Regions from separate parts of the Homo sapiens genome. Here region 2 is linked to region 1. Evidence: chromatin loops called from intact Hi-C (ENCODE). Cell type or tissue: heart right ventricle. All regions are shown on one strand. Links, peaks and the distances in the headings refer to the core of each region. The heading gives the core; the rest is flanking DNA. Region 1 has its middle 160 kb from the start of INO80D-AS1. Region 2 overlaps PARD3B (par-3 family cell polarity regulator beta).

What was found. A loop is a pair of places that touch in the nucleus more often than their neighbours do. Peaks named below come from ENCODE experiments on the same cell type or tissue, not always from the same donor. Only the 100,000 strongest peaks of a DNase experiment are listed, where the experiment ranks them.
Region 2: it touches region 1 in a loop (4-fold over the local background); 7 of 110 quality-filtered maps call a loop at or near these places.

What each region holds. Positions count from the first base shown.
Region 1 is chr2:205,922,959-205,928,341 of GRCh38, reverse strand. No RefSeq gene overlaps it. Among named protein-coding and RNA genes, the nearest start is that of INO80D-AS1, 160 kb to the left of the region's middle. In heart right ventricle, for the core only: CTCF peaks have their summits at 2,122 and 2,327 (motif pointing right); a DNase peak (open chromatin) is centred at 2,341; H3K4me3 peaks cover 677 bases; H3K27me3 peaks cover 3,077 bases.
Region 2 is chr2:204,869,347-204,874,729 of GRCh38, reverse strand. The region is part of intron 2 of PARD3B (par-3 family cell polarity regulator beta); the gene reads right to left. Among named protein-coding and RNA genes, the nearest start is that of PARD3B, 330 kb to the right of the region's middle. In heart right ventricle, for the core only: CTCF peaks have their summits at 2,750 and 2,949; no DNase peak of the experiment used is centred there; H3K27ac peaks cover 791 bases.

The DNA.
Region 1 (5,383 bases), core at 333-5,332:
GTTCCTACCTTCCTATCCTAGGTTCAGTCTAGGGAAGGGGTTGTGAGGGTCTGAAAGTCACTGCCCCACCCGAGTCTCATCTATCCATCAAGAAGAGCAGGTTTCCCACCCATCGTATCAGGAAGATGGTCAGGGGCCATTGTTGTCAGGGCTCCAGAGTGTGACTTCATCACCTGCCACTTTGGCAGTGTTTCCAAAAGGTTCAGAGAAGCACAGGGGGACTGAGCCGCATCTTGGTCTGAACCTCTGTACATCATTTGGGGCTTCCCAATCGCATAACACTGCCAGCTTGAGACCTCACAGGATACATCTGTCTTTTTGTCCAGGCATGGTGGAGATGGTCGTCTGTGCGCTTTACCTCCTCACCTTCCTGATGAGGCCAGGCTGTCCTTATAGTGATTTGGAAGAAGGACTGCAAAACAACCATCTCTAGCTGAGGGCTTTTCTTTTCCTGAAATTTTCGCAACATAGATGCTGTATGTTCCTATTAGTCTTAATAAGCACTCTGCTGGGGATGGTGGACAGCCTCTTGGGTGAACATTTGCTTATTGCCTCTTCCTAAAGGGCCGTAGTGGGGCATATTAATAAAACATATGCCGCCTTCAGTAAATGGGATCTTTATTTACAATGGGAATTAAAACATGGGGATATTACCTATAGCAGGCCTTCACCATTTGTTTCTATGCATTTCTGAGAACACTCCACATATGTTTCTAGATTCTTCATCTTCCAGGTGAAGAAAAGTCATGAAATCTCTGCATTAAACTGCTCATGTAACCTGGAAATGATTATGTTGGAGTTTCAGATCCAAATCCAAGCCTCCAGTTTCTTTGCACTTCAGTACTATTTTTTCTTTTCTCCTAGCTAGACTTGAAAATATTAGCTTGCTGGACCACCAGATATGTCTGCCATTTTGAATGTCTACTTCTTTATTCATATTGTAACCAATGCCAGCTAAGACTGTCCTTACACAGTTGTATAAATGACCACATTCCCATCTACTTTGTAAATGCTTTGGCATTCAGAATGCATATGCATTTTATTGTATTTCCCTGTATTACGGCTTTTCCACTGGGAGATTAAGAGGCTAATTCAGAGACATGTGATTACAGGAAGATGTGTGAGGAAGGCAACAGGGATCCTATTCTATAAGGTCCGCTGGGCCCAAACAAGGAATCCATATGTTTCCATTTCCCTAATAGGCAGAGAAAATAAAAAACAAAGAGGCCTAGAGACACGCACCTGCACAAGCAACCGAGCAGAAGTAACCTATAAACACATGAAAAGCAGCTCTCCAACAATTCCATCTGCATTTTATTGAAAGAAATCTTTGAAAAGGAGAGAGAGAAGGTACAATTTACAAGAACCATGGTATAAATCCTGCCACAGTGCCAATTGCTAAAAGCACTGGAGCCTGGGAAGGAGGGAGAAATCCATTCATTCATTGCCCCCAGAAAATAGGCATCCAGGCTGTGGCATACCTCATGCACCCCGTGGGATTTACACCTCTGACTGGCTGATTGCATGAATCACCTTGGATTGATTGCTTCTATATAGAATGTTTCTTTATAGTGTATATGCCTTCTCATCGCAGCTCAGCTCAATTCCATTCTGCTGAGCCTCTTCGGGACACTTTCCATGAGAGATGCAGGAGAAGGTAATGTTGTGTTTGTTGGTTTCTCTGGTACATTTCAGGACTGATTTACTCTTATGCCGGGTGCAGAGCGAAATTCCATCATTCCCACATCAGGTGAATCCTAAATCAAGCAGCCCCATCCCCATTTCTACAAAGGACCATGCACTTTTCTCTTTCTGTATTGTTATTACCCTTTAAAAACTCCCTCATGGACATGCATATGTCTTTTCCCTTTCCTTTCCTCTCGCTTCTCCCTTTTTTCATGGGAAAATAATTTTGTCCATCGGATATATCACTCAGCATGTCTGGTATTAATGCTTAAGGCGGCTGCTTTCAAGGTTGATGTTTGCTTCTCTTTAAGTTTTTTATTAGCTCTCCCTGAGACACTGGGTTTCTCTTCCAGGGCTGTCCATCTGTCTCAGCCTTTTAAGGGTTTTGGTCACTCTTGTAGTTGTTATTTTTCCCCGCTGTTGTCCTCATTCCCGGTGCTCAGGCCACAGAAGATCTCTTTGGAAAACCTTTCAGATCATCGGAACTGGCCACACTAGACTGAAGATTTGAGAGACGCACAACTTGAGAATGTTCCAGGGTCTCTCGGACAGAAGCACCACGGAGCAAACACCGGGAGCCCAGCTCCTGTCGCTGGCAGCGCTCCTTGGCGTGTGTTCATGTTGCTGGCGGGCACTAGGTGGCGCTCCAGGCTCGCTCACGGGAGGGAGGATGCCCGGCTGTCTCGAGAAGCGGCCCCGGACCGGGAGGGACCCTGCCCGACCCCTCCACCCACGCGGGAAGTCGCGTAGCCCACACAGCCCTCTGGGTGTCTCTCGGGCTACCGTGTTTCCACCCTTCTCTCAGACTCTCACCCCTGTAGACCTGTCAGGGATGAGCCTCCAGGATTGTGGAGGGCATGGGCTGGGGCTGGCCTGAAGGATTTAAACAAATGTTGGTCTTCCCCCAAGGCCTGAAATCTCTTCAGTTCATTTCTTAACATTAGTGTGGAATACTCTATCCCGGTTACTTATTTTTACCACGAAGAGGAGGTTTCTATGAAAGAAAGAAAGAAAGGGAAGGAAGGGAAGGAAGGAAGGGAAGGAAGGGACTTACTTAAGAGCCCGTGGGAGGCAGCTATGGGAAGATGACGTGAGCCTGTTTTCTAAAGTAAGAGAGTGTGCAGGTTGCTTAATCTCCTTGGCTCTCTGGACCTCAGCTTTTCTCTGTAAAATGGGAACGATAACGCTGCTGTGAAGATCAAATCAGACTCAATGTCCTTGAGGTCTCTCTCTCTTTTCAACAGGGTCTTACATTCTGCCGCCCAGGCTGGAGTGCAGTGGTGTGATCACGGCTCACTGCAGCCTTGACCTCCTGGGCTCCAGCGATCGTCCCACCTCAGCCTCCCAAGTGGCCTACCAACTAGCAAATTTTTGTATTTTTGGTAGAGATGGGGTTTCATCATGTTGCACAGGCTGATCTCAAACTCCTGGGCTCAAGCGATCCGTTCGCCTCGGGCTCCCAAAGTGCTAGGATTACAGGCGTGAGCCACCGCGCCCGGCCCCCTTTGTTTTCATGCCATCAGTCTCTCCTGGTTTTTATTCTCTTTCTCAGGCTTTTAAAACGTCTCCTTTGTGGATTTTTTTTCCCTTTCTACTTTTTCTTAAACGTGGGTGTTTCCTGGGTTTTAGCCATACCAATTTATTCTTTTGCTGTGGTGCTTGTTTTAAATAACCCCGTGTGCTTTCTCTGGAGAACATTGACTACCAGGTGTCAGCTTCCCCTGCTGGTTCCTAGATCCCGGCCCACTTCCCGCCTCTGTCCAGGGCTCTGGATCCAGAGGTCAGCCGCCCACGGCGCCATTCCACAGAGTCCTCCCGGGAGTATTTCAAGCTCAGCATGCTCTGACCTGAGTTGGTGCAGTTTTCTTCTCCATTGCCCTGCTCCTGAATTTCCTACCTCACCCATGATACCATTTGCTACCAGGCTTCCAAGGCAGACCCAGGGCGCCACCCTTGCCTCCTTCTCCTCCTTTATTCCTCACAGCCAGTAGGGAATACAGTCAATACAGAGCTTTCCATCTGTACCCCTTCCCCACCTCCCCACAGCCCCCCAGGTGGGCACCCCCCACCTGCTTTCCTTGCCTCCAGGCTCCTCCCTCTGCCATCCTTCCATCCCGTCCCCAAATGCAGTCAGAAAGAACTTGCTAAATCAGCTGGGTGTGGTGGCATGCACCTGTAATCCCAGCTACTCGGGAGGCTGGGGCAGGAGAATCACTTGAGCTGGGAGGCAGAAGTTGCAGTGAGAAGAGATCACACCACTGCACTCCAGTCTGGGTGACAGAGCAAGACTCAATCTAAAAAAAAAAAAAAAGAACTTGCTAAATGTGGATGTGATGGTGTCACTCCTCTGCTTCTCATCCTGTTGTGATTTTTGTGAAGAAAACCAATCACAAGTCTTATAAGCTCTAACCCCTGTGGCTGTCATCCCGCTCCCCCAGGCCCAGGAGCTCGCTCTCTTCTCCTAGAATCACAACTGGGCCCCCAAGAATCTTCCTCAGCTGACCTCTCTCCCTGCCTGGGTGTGGAGTGGGGCTCTTCTGTCGTTGTGTCCATCACGCTGCATTGTAACTTTCCTAGCCGTGGCCTCGCTGTGTTTTCCCTGTTCTTCCTCCCAGCATGGGGGCTCCATAGGGCAGAGCTCCGAGGTCTTCCTGGCACACAGTACATGCTCAGGGGTGTCAGCTGGAGGCACACTGAGTGACTGAGGGCACTGGACTCTGCCCACTAGCTTCACTGGGTTCAGTGAGAATGGAAGCGTGTTGTCGGGTGGAATATCTGATGTGGGGAAGAGAAAGGTGAGTTAGACGCAGAACCTGCCCTCAGTGAAGACACATCCTGAAAACTGCATTGATGCAGCTTCATTCAGGTTTTCAGATCCCACCGAAGAGCCATGCCACATTATCCACCTCCCTATCCACTTCTGCACAAGTCTTTCCCATGGCTGGAAGCTATTGAGGGGCCCTTCCGTTTCTTCGGGCTCAGCCTTGGGTCTGGAAGGACTCAAGCACTGCCCGTAGGCACACAGACTCAGGGTTTGCAGGCCGAGTGAATGGGCCTTCCAGACTCTGGAAGGCATCTCTGGCTGTGAAGAACTTCCTCTCACCCCGCTCCCTAGATGCTTAAAGTCTCGATCACATTCCATTAGAGCTGTTTGGAGTTGATTTTCTGGCAATGTCTCCCAAGTGGCAGGGTATCATCTATAGCTCATGACTTTTTTTATGCTCAGGTTCATTTAATCATAGCCAAGGGTCTCCTAGTTCATCAGGATCAATATCCTGACAGGATGCAATCCATCAGCTTGGGCAGCATGCCAAGGGGTGGGCTCTGAGCATCCTGGTGCCTAGGGTGGTCCTGGCTGTGCCAGGCAGAAGCCCGTGTGGCCTCCCTATGCCTCAGTCAGCAGGGCCCGCCATGCTGGTGAGGAGCCAGACATGCCTTAAAGTGGTGCCCGGTCCCCAAGGCCCATGGGACCTTGGATGCCTTCCATGGTGTACCTGCTGGGTGAGATGTGTCCCTTCCAGGATGCTGTGTATGGAATCAGAGATGTGAGGCTTGAAGAGCTCAGCACCCTTGGGTCATCTCGCCTTCCCTCCCACCAGGCAGAGCATTCCCCAGAGTGTCTTTCCATCTTTCCTCAGCTCTGTCCAGCACAGTTATAGGAGTCTCATGTGACTGAGTTTCAGCCACTTTCCTTGAG
Region 2 (5,383 bases), core at 84-5,083, 1.1 Mb after region 1:
GGCACATGGCAACTTAGTGAAATAATGAAAAACAGCTACGTCTCTGTTGGAGTGGTGGTGACACATGTGACTACATTTGTTAAAACCCATCAAGCTGTTCATGTAAAACCTGTGCCTTTTGTTGGTCAATTATACCTCGATTTTTAAAAAAAAATAACAAAAAATTTTACCCTACCTTGTATATCCATATGTACTGGATATCTTTTAAAAACTAAGAAATATAAATGTTACAGTTAGGCCTCCCTTCTCTCTTCTCTGTCATCCCCAATATTGTAATTGTCTTTTGAGGTGAATGTTTTACTACTGGTTCTTTACCCATTTTAAGCACCAAAACTTATTTCAAATTTAGTACTTTTCCTAAAATTGTTCAGGAGTGCTTACTTTTTAAAACAGAATTCACGCATCTTTTTGTATAAATTATTTTAATCATCATAAGCATCAATTAATGTACCCTGATGTAATACAGGGCTGTCATGAGAGACATGTGTGCTAAAAGGGGCCATTCATTGTTCCTAAACCTAGAGCTCCCACACTTAGTTTTGTTTTTTGTTTTGTTTTGTTTTGTTGTGGTGGTGGTTGTTGTTTTGAGACAGAGTTTTTTGATCATCGCTCAGGCGGGAGTACGATGGTGCAATCTGGGCTCACTGCAACCTCTGCCTCCCAGGTTTAAGCAATTCTCCTGCCTCAGCCTCCCAAGTAGCTGGGATTACAGGTACCCGCCACCATGCCCAGCTTATTTTTGTATTTTTAGTAGAGATGGGGTTTCACCATATTAACCAGGCTGGTCCCGAACTCCTGACCTCAAGTGATCCGCTCCCCTCAGCCTCCCAAAGTGCTGGGATTACAGGTGTGAGCCACCACACATGGCCATTAGTTTTGTTTTATTCCTATCTGCCCTTCTTGTTTACTATTAGCCTGCCTCTTCTCTCACTGCCAGATGCCTACTATATTTTTGTTTTCTTATTTGCAGCTAGAATCATTACGTGGACTCAGGTGTAACTTCTGCAGACAGACATTCCCTGATCAACCTACCCAGGGCTGTTTCTAGCTACTCACACATCATCCTGTTTCTTTATTACCACATTGTAATTTCATGTTGTTTTGTTTTTCAAACTCATGTACTGTTTGCCTACCCTCAAAAGCATTTGTATTCTATGGATGCACAGACCTCATCAGTCTCACATACCATTAAATGGTTAGCAACTTAAAAGAGTGTCTGGCACAAAATACGTGCTTAGGAAAGTCCTGCGGATGGGTGATGAAGTGTCTGGGGGACAAATGAATAATGAATGGCTGGGGAAATCACTGGCTTGAGAATCAGACAACCGAGTCTAAATCTCCCACTTTCAGACCTGGGGCTTGGACTCAGCTATAGTTGCCTTGCCTGCTATGATAGGAAAAACAGCTTTCGCCATATATTACTGTTGTGAGGACTGAATGGCATTCACGTCCTCTTTAGGGTAAAAGACTGAGAATGAAGCCTAGTCAAATTGTGTGTAAAGCAAGAAAAAGCAGATCCTGAACAAGATTCTACCTGTAAAGGATATACGCTTTAGTGTCTGTCCTTCTTATGCAGAGCTTCACTGCTCAGGTCTTTCACATGTAACACCTCTATCTATGTATCTGTTAATTATCTACTAGTTATTTTATAATCATTACATTATAATTATCTTTATCTTTTTACTTACCTAATAGCTAGATTAGTAAAATGCCCTTTCTTCAAGTGAAGTGCTTATTAAAGCCAAATCAAGAACCACCTCCCTACCTCTTACTTCTTTAGAAATTGTTTAAAATACTGTTTACTCCTCTCTAGATTTGAGAAGCAAATAAGGACAGAATATAGAGGGACATTAAAGTTTAAAAGGATACAATTCACAATAAAAGACTCAAGAGTAAAGCCTACAAGTAACTTAAAAAGCAAGATGGTGTAGAGTTCAAATAAGTATTTGGTTTATGTAGTATCTGCCAAATTAGGTAAATGAAAATTATTCATATAATTACCCAAATATGTGAACAGCATAGAGCTAAAGTTAATCCAATTAGAGAAACACACAGAAGAATTTATTACAATTAGATTCTCAAAGTAGGTAGATGACCTTTAACAACTTCTGTCCTAACAGATATTAAACAGTATGACAGCAGTCTGGGCACATCTCTTAGGACTTAAACACACTGAATAACAAGTCAAGAAAACCGCATAGCTAGCTCAATAAAAAGCTGAGCAAAAAACTAAACAAACACAAAAAATGAATACCTTTCCTCCCAAAATGCTCTGTAGGCATGGATAAGATACAGTGACGAGATCATCTAAATGTCCCTATATACAGGGAAACTGAAGATGACATTTTATCCAAAACCTTTTAAGCAAAACTTTTAATCCTTCCTTGTGAAATATTTTCTACATTTTTATATAATTATATGCATACATATATATTACATGTATGTTATATATATAACTATCTATCCATGTATCTATCTATAAAATGTGTATGTATAAAATTTGGCAGATAAGTCCTAAAACAATTGCCATATGCTTTTCCCATCATTTTCTGTATTGTGTGGATTTCTGAGAGAATTATAATCTTTTGGAAAACAAAACAAAAATAATTATATTTTTAATGAAAACACATTTAATGTAGTTTTGAGTCAATAGTGTTAAGAATAGGTATATATGTAGCCGGGTGTTTTTCTTTGTTTTGATTTTGGGAGTTTGGGTTTTTGTTTTTTGAGTTGCTCAGTAGTAAATGATAATTAAAGAACTGTGTGACTGTCCATTTTAATGACTGTGTTTTAGATATCCAGACTTTCTCTTCCATGCTGTCTTTAAGAATAAAGGGACAAGAAAGCTTTAAAATTGGGTTTTAATCTACTTAATGCCACAAGTAGATGAAGAAGAGCCACTGGCCTTGTATACATTTACAAAAGATCTCATAGCTCCATCTAGCTCCAGATGAGGGAATTTAGAAAATAATGCAGAATTACACCCAACAGGACTACCAACACATAAAAGGGAAATCAGGAAGAGTCAAAATGAAACTATTATGCAAGCAGTGAGTTTGTAAGTGCAGGAAATTTGTCAATTAACACTGATTAAAAAGAATATTCATTAGTTAATTGACAGTTGATTTTCTAAGGAAAAAAATCATTCATATCATTATTATTTACTTTTCTAGCACTTCAAGTTTAAAAAATACAAAACATAACGTGAGAAGGGATTAGAATTGAACTTTTTTCCCCCCATTGAAAATGTTATTCTGTCTCATACATTGTTCTAAGTGTTCTGAATTCTGCCTTGAGCTCAGGAAAACAAAGAGGAAGCTACTTCTAAAGTTAAAATTGAAGGATAGATCAGGATATGATGCAGAAATATGACATGATTAGTATTTTTTATTCAAACAATAGAGTCTGTTGAGTTGTTTATAGTCTATAATAAATCAAAGGGAAATTCACACAAAGTCCCCAAAAGGGGGTTATTTAAAAAGAGAATTACAATTCATGAACAGTCTACAAATATCTCTGTAATGTAAAAACACAAAAATATGCAGTAAAATACTAAACAATTAATGTGAATACAGCTAGGAAAATAACTTTGGGCCTAAAATTAAAGAGAGCCAGGAAGAACATCTAAAGTCATTACTGCAAACTGCATTTCCCTAAACTTTAATGTCCCAATATATGATATATGTATGTATGATTATATATTAAAACATAAGGAGTTGCAGTTTGGATTTGATGATACAAAATTAAAAAGCATAAATCTTTTATTATGTTTTAAAAATATTTTCAAACAATTTAAAATGTCTTAATAATAGGCAATCCCACATTTCTCTAAATATAATTTGTTGCTGAGGATCTCAAAACAAACATCAAAATCCCTGAAACCAAAAACAAATGGGTATTTAAGCAAATTTAACTAGTTTCCAAATAAAATATTCAAAAGACACAAAGGAAACATTATGTGCACCTCTTTCTTCACTTTAAAAAACCAGCTCATTTTTGTGTATTATTTTTATTCAACTGAAATGCAACAAAACTTCCAAGTTAATTTCACAGAGCTTAAAAGAAAATATTTAATTATTTGCTCTTCTTGCAAACTCTTCAACATGTGTCCTCATCTTCCTATTTTACTTAGCAAAGTGATCAGATGACCTTAATCAACCAGGACAGCTCTGGCTTGAAACGCTTACCCCGAGCATTTCATTCTCCTCCATCTTTGAGATAGAGACATGACCACCTATTTCCTGGCTTGTCAAGAGTATTAAATCCCTAGCAGAAGGATAGAGCTTCACTATCGGTGTCTCCTCTTGCTCACAATGCCAAAACCTAGCATGCAAACAGAGCACAGGCATTTGATAGGGACTCTTAGCAACTTTCAAATTAATTAACATCATTTTTTTAACTTCAGCTAGGGATATTCTGAATTATAGTTACAGTAAGAGGTATTCTGGTAGTTATCCAATTAATTGTCATGCTCAGCACTTTATTTGGCTTGAAGCCTGACAGCATACTTAAGTTTACTGGCTTCTCAATCTAAGGGGACTTTCTCTACCACCCCATCCAAAATGCTTATATTGGGGGCCTTGGAAAAGGGCAAGAAAGAGAGAGACAGAGAAATGGAGGGCGAAGAGGGTGTTATCCAGAGAAAACAAATACCTGTTTCACTAGTATGCATAGGCAGGTCTGGAAGAGGGTAGAAAGGAGGAATCAGTGTCCTCTGCAACCTGTTCTCACAGTAGGTACAGCCCTATCAGAAAACACTATGCTGACCAGTGGCTGAGGTAACAGAAAACTGGTAATTGACTGGATATCACTCACCTGCAGCCATTGTGAAAACAAGGATATTCTGACATTTAATTATAAACAAAACATTAAAAACACCAGACACATATCTTTAAAACAATTCCAAAACACTTGAGGAGAGCAAGGCAGGAATATCAAAAAGTTAAGGGTAGAGATGAGACTGAATACCCACATTTTTTTTTCCTGTTTTCAGTATTCTTTGATCCTAGATAAGAAAAATATTCATTACCTCCATGTCTCAGCCCAATGTAACAAGACTGCATAAAAAGAATCACAGCCAACAAAAATAAACTGTCTACATTAAAAGGAAAACCTCATACTGCATCAAAGAAGTCATTGAAATATTTTGTTTCCTTAGGTTCCTAGGTATTCCTAAATATAATCTCGGTAAAGATAAACAAATACAATCTTCAGGCTCTAATTTTAGATTTGGCAAAACCCAGAAATTGTCAGTGGTCTAATAAGCTAAATATTTCTTTTTTACATGAAAGATCATCAGAGGCATCTTAGAAAGATCAGAAGCACAATCCTACTTGTAACTCTATGCTTGTCAAAGTTTGATTATGAATCACTCGTATCAAAA